Linked DNA regions of Mus musculus: region 2 is linked to region 1. Evidence: chromatin contacts called from ENCODE Hi-C or POLR2A ChIA-PET data. All regions are on one chromosome and are shown on one strand. Each heading gives the region's core, a stretch centred on a gene start or an enhancer-like site at or near the end of the contact. The rest is flanking DNA. Distances are from core to core; before and after follow the strand shown.

Region 1 (3,879 bases), core at 609-3,108:
TGTGTGTTCTGGAAACTTAACCCAGGTCCCCAGTATGAGCACCAAGTGCTCTTAGCCAGTAGCCCTCTCCGCTTTGAGACAGCCTTTGTAATCCAGGTTGTCCTGAAGCTATGAAAATTAGGCTGCCATCAAACTTACAGAAATCCTGAATGCTGGTGTTAAAGGCATGTACTAATGGCCCTTTAAAAAGCTATTTTGAGGAAATTTTAGAGTTGCCTGCACTTTTAAAATCTAGCTTTCTCCAGCATTGCCCCAGCTGATCTGGTACAGTTATCGAAACTAACAAAGTAGTGTGGTAGCACCTTAATTACACCCCCTACTCAGAGTCCACTGTTCTCATTGTGGCCATTCATCATCTTTCATGACCTTGAGATTTTGTTTTGTTGGGGGTTGCTTATGTTTCTGCTTTGGAGACAAGCATCCATCTGTGAAGCTCAAGCTGGCCTAGAACCTGCTATCCTGCTTCAGCCTTCCAGGTGCTGAGATTACAGCTGTGTGCCAACCAGACCTGATTGACTTTGAGATCCTCCTCAGCCCAGTACATCCTTTTGGAGAGAGTGCTGTTCAATGCCATGGAGCAGTGGTTCTCAACATGTGGGTGGGTCATGACCCCTTTGGGGTAGCATATCAGATATCCTGAATATCAGATATTTATATTACAACTCATAACAGTAACAAAATTAGTCATGAAGTAGCTACGAAATCATTGTATGGTTGGGGGTCACCACAACCTGAGGAACTGAATTAAAAGGTCAGAGTATGCCGGGCGTGGTGGCGCACGCCTTTAATCACAGCACTCCGGAGGCAGAGGCAGGTGGATTTCTGAGTTCGAGGCCAGCCTGGTCTACAAAGTGAGGTCCAGGACAGCCAGGGCTATACAGAGAAACCCTGTCTCGAAAAACAAAAATAAATAAATAAATAAATAAATAAAAATCAGAGTATTAGGAGGGTTGAAGACGATTGCCTTAGAGAATATCCCTCAATATGGGTTTAATTTTCTTAAGATTGGATTTTAGTGGCAAATGCCAGGGAGGTCATGTTCCCTTAGTCCATCATACTAGGTGCACAGGACATCAATACAGATACCGTTATCCTTGGTCTGATTTAGTGATGCCTGCTGCACTCTTAATGCAAACCTCACTGAGGAAAAGGTACTTGCCATGAAACTCTGGAAGCAGATCATCAGGCTTGGTGTCAGCAAGTCCCATTGCGGGAAGAAACGTTCGTGAAGAAAGTGGAGGTGCCAATCACACAGTGAGGCTATTGAAGTAAGCTATGCGACTTTCCTGCGACAAAGGTTCGTTACATGCCAGTGTTTTAAGCTAGGTTTTCTGCTAGAAACCCGGATATTTTTCATAGCCTGCAAGAGTACACAATGACCAGAGGACAAGACAGGTCTTTGGGAGAACTGGTCCTCTAAAGAGGTGAGAAACTGGCAGGGCAAAGAAGTAAAAAAAAAAAAAAAAAAAAAAAAGTTTCTTTCAAGAAACACAGGCATGCGGTGGAGCTCGCGACCCCACATCTTACACGCCCAGGACAGCCTTGACTAATTCATCCCAGAGCTTGTTCATGAGATGCCCAACCTCGGGGCTGCCCATGTCCTCAGCTCATTTAGGTTCCTGCTCTCTGCCTCAATCTGGGCCAAAGGGAATTAGTTCAGCAACAGTTGGCCTCAGCCCAGGGACCTGGATTGAATACTGAAAACACGCCAAGACATGACAACTCGTCCTCACCGATGGAGAGGAAATTCTCCACAGCAGCTTCCTTCTTTCCCAAAGGGTTGAGTCCTTGCTTCGTTGACTCCCGTCAGCCCGCCCATCACTGCTGGCTCCTGATAGGCTGCTCGATCTGTCCGTCTCCACAAAGGACTGTGCGCAGGCTCAGAAGGGCGGGGAACGCGGCTAAGTGTTGGCGATTCGGAGCTGCAGGATCCGTCCGAGATGGTGAGTGTCCACCCAAGGCGGCGGTAGCGGGCTGCGGCCACCCGGCGTGACCATCCCCCGGTAGGGGTTCTGGTCGTTGGGCGTCGCCCCGCGGGACCCGGGGATGCGGGCCTTTAGTCCCAGCCGAGGCGGAGCGACCGGAAGCTGGTCTGTGAGGGGTCGCCCCGGAGGCCCGCCCTCCGGCTCGAGTACAGTTTTGCTTTTTGGTCAGTGTTGGGAGACCCCGGCCGGGCTGCGACGTTTTCTGAAGTCCGGCATATGGCAGGCACCCTGGGCGTAAGCGCTTACGTGCATGGCCTTTCCTCCTCCGCTCTGGGAAGTAGGTACGGCCATTAGGGCCATCTTCACACTTGGAATCCTAAGGCAGCGATCCCCGGGATTCGAACTCTGCAGGCTTGACTGCTGCCTGTGGGTTCAGTTTGGCGTTGGGGTCAGGTACCGGCGAGGTCCACCCCACGGGGGTCAGGGTGGTGCTTTCAACCCTCACAAGTGTACAGAATTTATAAGGCCTTTTCCGTCGTTAAACCAAACCTCAGAATTTTATTTACAACGGATGCACGCTTGCAATTCCAGCTCTGGGAAGGCGAAGGCAAAAGCAAAAGGATTTGAAGTTGGAGGGCAGCTTAGGATATAAAACGCCCAAGCTATTTTTGTTTTTAAAGTTAAATATTTTATGTATATAAGTAGTGTTTTGCTTGTATGTATTGTTAAGTGTTCCTGCTGCTAAAGAAGGGTTTCGTGGGCACTCCACGGAAGCCCAGGAACCACACAGCTCTGAGGGGAGAAGGTGTCCCATGGAAGGGCATACTGAGACACGGGGCCAGGAAGCACACAACTCTGAGAGGAAGTCTCCTCAACAGCAGGGAGGGTATCCCCAGCTGAGCCGGGTAGTTCAGGAGTCTCATTGCAGGGACAAATCCAGGGTGTGGAGGGATGAATCCTGGGGTGGCTGTCTCTGCTCTGGGAAGTGGGCAGCAGGACACCAAACAAAGAAGAAGTCTTAAGTAGGATTTCTTAGGTGGCAGAGCTTCTCAGGGCAGAGATTTCCAGAGTGAGAATTGGTTGGGATTTGGGGGAGCTCTGGGATTGGTAGGTTTTCCTGTCCAGGCATTGGTGGGGTTTTTTTGCCCCCCTTTTCCTTCATCAGGACCATTGAGCTAGGATGGGAAGGCCTTCCCAACTGCAGGCAGCTGCCATCACTGTTGAGATGTTTGGGGAGGCCAGAGAGGACATGGTACCAGGGGTACCTCCTGATGGCTGAGGCAGCTCCAGTGAGGGCTATAGGCTGAGGCAGGAGCAGAGGTGCAGCCATTTTGACAGCTGCAGCCTGCTGCTTAGTGAATACATGTCTATGTATAATGTGCCTGGAGAGGCATCAGATGGGGACTGGATTTACTGATGCCTGTGAGCCACCATATAAGTGCTGGGAGTCAAATTCACTCCTATATGGAAGAATATCCAGTGCTTTTAATTACTTTTTTTAGTCCCAGAAAACTAAGCAACTGAGAAGGAAACAGACTGGCATCACCTAGACAGTGGTTATCAACCTGTGGGTCTCAGCACACAGGGATCACATATCAGATACTTAGAGTTATGAAGTAACAGTGAAATAATTTCGTGGCTGGGGGTCACTACAACATGAGGAACCATATTAAAGGGTCACAGATTGGGAGGGTTAAGGATCACTGAGCTAGAGGCAACTACATAGGTACATTGTGTATGGTGTTCTTATTCTGTTTTTGTTGTGGTCTGCATCGACTGTTCAATTAGGGGTCTGTGATTTTCATGGTATCACGAAGACTGTGTCTACATCATCAAAAACAGTATTGCTTCAAATCTGTGCAATGTTATTTTCCACAACACTCGCCTGTAAAAAAATTTTAATAGGGAACTGTAGAGATGGGCTCAACCATTGAGAGTATTTGTCGTTCTTACA
Region 2 (3,847 bases), core at 59-2,558, 40 kb after region 1:
CACATCCTCATGCTTGCGGGCAAGCACCCTACCTGACCAAGCAGACAATAATATCTTTCCAAACAAATCCAGCTCCCTAAGACATTTAAAAAGCAAAACAAAACCCAAAACACAAGGTCTCACTATCTAGACCAGGCTGGCCTTGAACTCAAGAGACCATCCCGTCTCTGCCCACAGAGCTGGGGTTAAGGAGGCACCGCCACCCAGCCTCTTTAAGGCAATCTCAGCTGAATTCTTGTTACCTTAGCAGCTTGTTTTTGTACCAATCACTACCATTTCTGTCCATAAGCAGTTGTTTAGAATTACTCAAGCGTGCATCTGTTAACTTGGTTCCCATCAAATTTCTTCCCTTTGAGCTGTATGTTTCTGAAGTACAAACTAACTTTTTTTTTCAAACAATGGTCCTTTGTAAATTCTTTTGTTTTATCTTTTTTCTTCCTTACTTCAACTCTAGCCCATCCTCCTGCCTCAAACTCCCATAGAGCTAGGACTACAAATGAGAGCCAGCTACATCTGGCATTGATTCTGGCTTTCAATCGATTTTTAAAGTTCTTCAAGGGGCCGCCTCTCCGTGTCCGTCCAGTCCCTCTATCCCCTCCACCTCCCGCAAAACCTGAGATACTGAACTTAAGCCTTCCATCTGCTAGGCAAGTATCCTACCCTGACCCTCGGTAACATTCCCAGACCATACTTCTTTCTATCCTACCAAGGGGCTCTACCTGTAAAATCTGACTTCGCGTGTTGTCAGTTCCGAATGTTCTCCATCTCATGGTTAACCACTTCTGATATAGCCCCCCCATTCAGCGATTCTCTCCTGCTTTATCTAAACCACCTATTAACCAACCTCACTCTGGAAATCTATGCTTTCTATGGTTGTTCCAGAATTCTTTGAAAGCCTGGGTGGGGGGTCTGGAGCAATGGTTCGACAATTAAGAGCCCTTGCTATTATTTCAGAGGACCTAAGCTTGATTCCCAGCAGTGCGATTAACTCCAGCCTAAGGAAATCCGATGCTATGTTCTGCATCCGCGGGCATACACTTACAGACACATTAAAAATTTTAAAACTCTGGGTGTTCCATCCTCTCCCCGCTCCACCTTCCTTCTCGAATGCTAAACTCGATGAAGGTGCGGTGAACTACTCCGCAGCGTCGAGAGACTGGATGGAGGCGACAAATGCCTGGCTTCTGAGTCTGTGGCGCCAAAGAGAGGAGCTTGCCATCGTGACGTCACAGAACTGTGACGCGCCCTGGAGCTCCGCCTCCTTACGACCTGCGCCGGGAATCCGGGCTGTCTGCGCCGTGGCGTCACAGGTCCAGGCAGGCGGGTTTTCCGTCGGCCCAATGGGAGCGGCGCGCCGGCCTCCCCTTTAAGGAATGTTGTGACCTGACGTCACCCAGGCGAGTTACCTCCCGCAGCCGCCACCGCCAGGCTCAGCGCGAGCCCCGCAGCCCTTGAGCTCGAGCCCCGGAGCCCCCGGCGCGCCGAACCGCAGACGCATCTCTGAGCCGCGCACCCCGGAGCCCCGGCTGCGCGCCCCGCCGGGCCCGCGCGATGCCCTCCGACCGGCCTTTCAAGCAGCGGCGCAGCTTCGGTGAGGCCCTGGGGGGCGAACTGCCATCGGGGATCGAGGGATGGGGGTGCCAGTCGACCCCGATTGCCGCAGGTGACGTCAGCCCCATGACGTCAGGCACCGGCCGGCCGGACCCCGGGTGGAGAGGCCGCAAGGCCTGGCAGGGTCGCCCGCCTCCCTACCGCGTCCCCCCGGTGGAGGGCTGCGGGGCCGACGGCCCCGGGGGCGGGCGCTGGGGCGGGGCGGGCCGGGAGCCGCCCCTCGGGGATCAGCGAGGCGGAGTCGCGGGAGGCCTCAGCACCGCTGGGCCTCACACAGAGCTCTGTCCGCAGCCGACCGCTGTAAGGAGGTGCAGCAGATCCGCGACCAGCACCCCAGTAAGATCCCGGTGAGTCTCTAGCACCCCCCAGCCACGCCCTGCCCTGCCAGGTCCCGCCCTTGGCTTACGAGTCCCCCGCCCACTCCACTCCAGGTGATCATCGAGCGCTACAAGGGTGAGAAGCAGCTGCCTGTCCTGGATAAGACCAAGTTTCTGGTCCCAGACCATGTTAACATGAGCGAGTTGGTCAAGATCATCCGGTGCGTGGGCAGCCTCCTACAGGCCTTGGGTGGGGCAGGGTCAGGTTCCACAAGAAGGGATGGAGTGGGGCGAGGGGACTGATTTGGGACACCGGGCCCCTGTTCTAGGAGGCTGGAAAAGACCAAGGTCGGGGTTGGGACGAGCTTCAGTAGAGGTGAGAGCCTCTGGCTGAGATGGACCGAAAGTGAAGGTTCAGTAACATTTTGGGAGGGTCACCTAGGCCTCCAGCAGGCAGCCTCCTCACCTGGCATGCCTGCCTGCCTCCACAGGCGCCGCCTGCAACTCAACCCCACGCAGGCCTTCTTCCTGCTGGTCAACCAGCACAGCATGGTGAGCGTCTCCACACCCATCGCTGACATCTATGAACAGGAGAAGGATGAAGACGGATTCCTCTACATGGTCTACGCCTCCCAAGAAACCTTCGGCTTCTGAGTCAAGAGGAGGGGAGGGGGGTGGCTGGGAGTTCTGGTCAGGTTCTCCCCAGGGAGGTCCTGGCTCCTAAACTAAGCTATTTCAGTCCCCAGTGGATTAGGCAGAGATGTGACACCCACTCCCCCCCCCAGGTAGGGGCCACCAGCCAGCCTACCACATCCTGGGTAGGTCCTGGGCCAGTCATGTTCGGGTTGCTCTTTTGGGTGCTGGCTGGGTTGGGAGTGGGTGGGGAGCAGCATCCCTGCTCTGTGGGGTTTGTCATTTTGTTAGGCCCTTGCCTGTCTGCCCATCTTGCCCCTCATCCACCTGAGGCTTTGCCTCCTGCCAGGACCTGCCCCACCCCTGAAAGGCTGGCTCCCCTTGTCCTGACTCGGTGTATGGATCTGTGGTCATTTCCTCTGCAGAAAGAATAAAGACTGCTCAGGCCTGCCTGGCCCTTTGCCTCCAGCTGCTTGTTTGGGAGCAGGGAGGGCTGCTAGGTGACTGTGTTCACACACAGAGACAGACGCGTGTTCCCAGAAACCCACTCCTTAGTACAGGATAGCACGTAGTATTAGGGGGCCAAGCTCACTCCACTCCAGGAATACATGTCATCAGAACAACAATGAAAAAAAAAAGATCCACACATTTATTAAGTAGTCACAACCTATAAAGCCCTGCTCACCGGCTGCTTCCTTTCTGTGCACAGTCACAAAGTGGGGGTCCAAGTGGGGTGCTCCTAGCTTCTCCCCATGGGCCTTGTTGCCAGCTATGAGTCCCCTTTGGTGCCAGAGATTTGTGACCCTGGACTTGAACTTCTTCTGCCTGAGGACGCGCCTGCTGGCAACTCTGGATGAGGGACCTGGCCCAGCTTCTGGCCCTTCCCCCTCTTGTCCATGCAGCGCTGTGCCAGCCAGGGCTACTTGAGCACAAGCATGGCCTCAGTGCCGTCCTTGGCAGTCAAGTAGAGGCCGTGTGTGAGGTAATACTCCCGCCGCAGGAAGGCATAGAAGTAGTCAGAGATGAGCAGGATCTGGCAAGGAAAGAGAGTGTGAGAAGCCACAAGGCACCTTACTGAATGCTACCCTTTGCCAGGTTAGACAGGCAGGTTAGTGCCTGCCTGGCATCTCCCAATCTATAATTCTGCCTAGGGACCTCCTTCCCTCTTGGCACGCTCCTGGCCCTGAACGATCTTACCGGTCATCTGGCAGCTGTTTGTATCCTGCCTTCTGTTCCCTTTTCCTGCTTTATACTTTCATACGTGAGAGTCCAGACCCGTGTTCTTA

The links. A loop is a pair of places that touch in the nucleus more often than their neighbours do. ChIA-PET counts read pairs that join two places held with the same protein, here RNA polymerase II (POLR2A).
Region 2: a loop to region 1 is called in a map of left cerebral cortex, with 4 times the contacts of the local background. The contact joins the promoter of Map1lc3a here to the promoter of Dynlrb1 in region 1. A Hi-C loop is called at or near these places in 8 of 37 maps with a recorded cell type or tissue (T-helper 2 cell, adrenal gland, gastrocnemius and 2 more). POLR2A ChIA-PET finds 5 or more read pairs at or near these places in 4 of 5 experiments (Patski and embryonic stem cell).

The regions. Positions count from the first base shown.
Region 1 is chr2:155,234,675-155,238,553 of GRCm38, forward strand. Dynlrb1 (dynein light chain roadblock-type 1) reads left to right here and starts at 1,859. Exons shown (of 4, transcript NM_025947.3): 1 at 1,859-1,943. The coding sequence starts at 1,941. Gm52565 (a long non-coding RNA gene) reads right to left here and starts at 1,829. Exons shown (of 2, transcript XR_003954076.1): 1 at 1,734-1,829.
Region 2 is chr2:155,275,056-155,278,902 of GRCm38, forward strand. It overlaps Map1lc3a (microtubule-associated protein 1 light chain 3 alpha), which reads left to right and starts at 1,309. Exons shown (of 4, transcript NM_025735.3): 1 at 1,309-1,591; 2 at 1,903-1,958; 3 at 2,043-2,149; 4 at 2,420-3,018. The coding sequence starts at 1,552. The coding sequence ends at 2,582. Pigu (phosphatidylinositol glycan anchor biosynthesis, class U) reads right to left here. Exons shown (of 12, transcript NM_001004721.1): 12 at 3,197-3,594. The coding sequence ends at 3,481.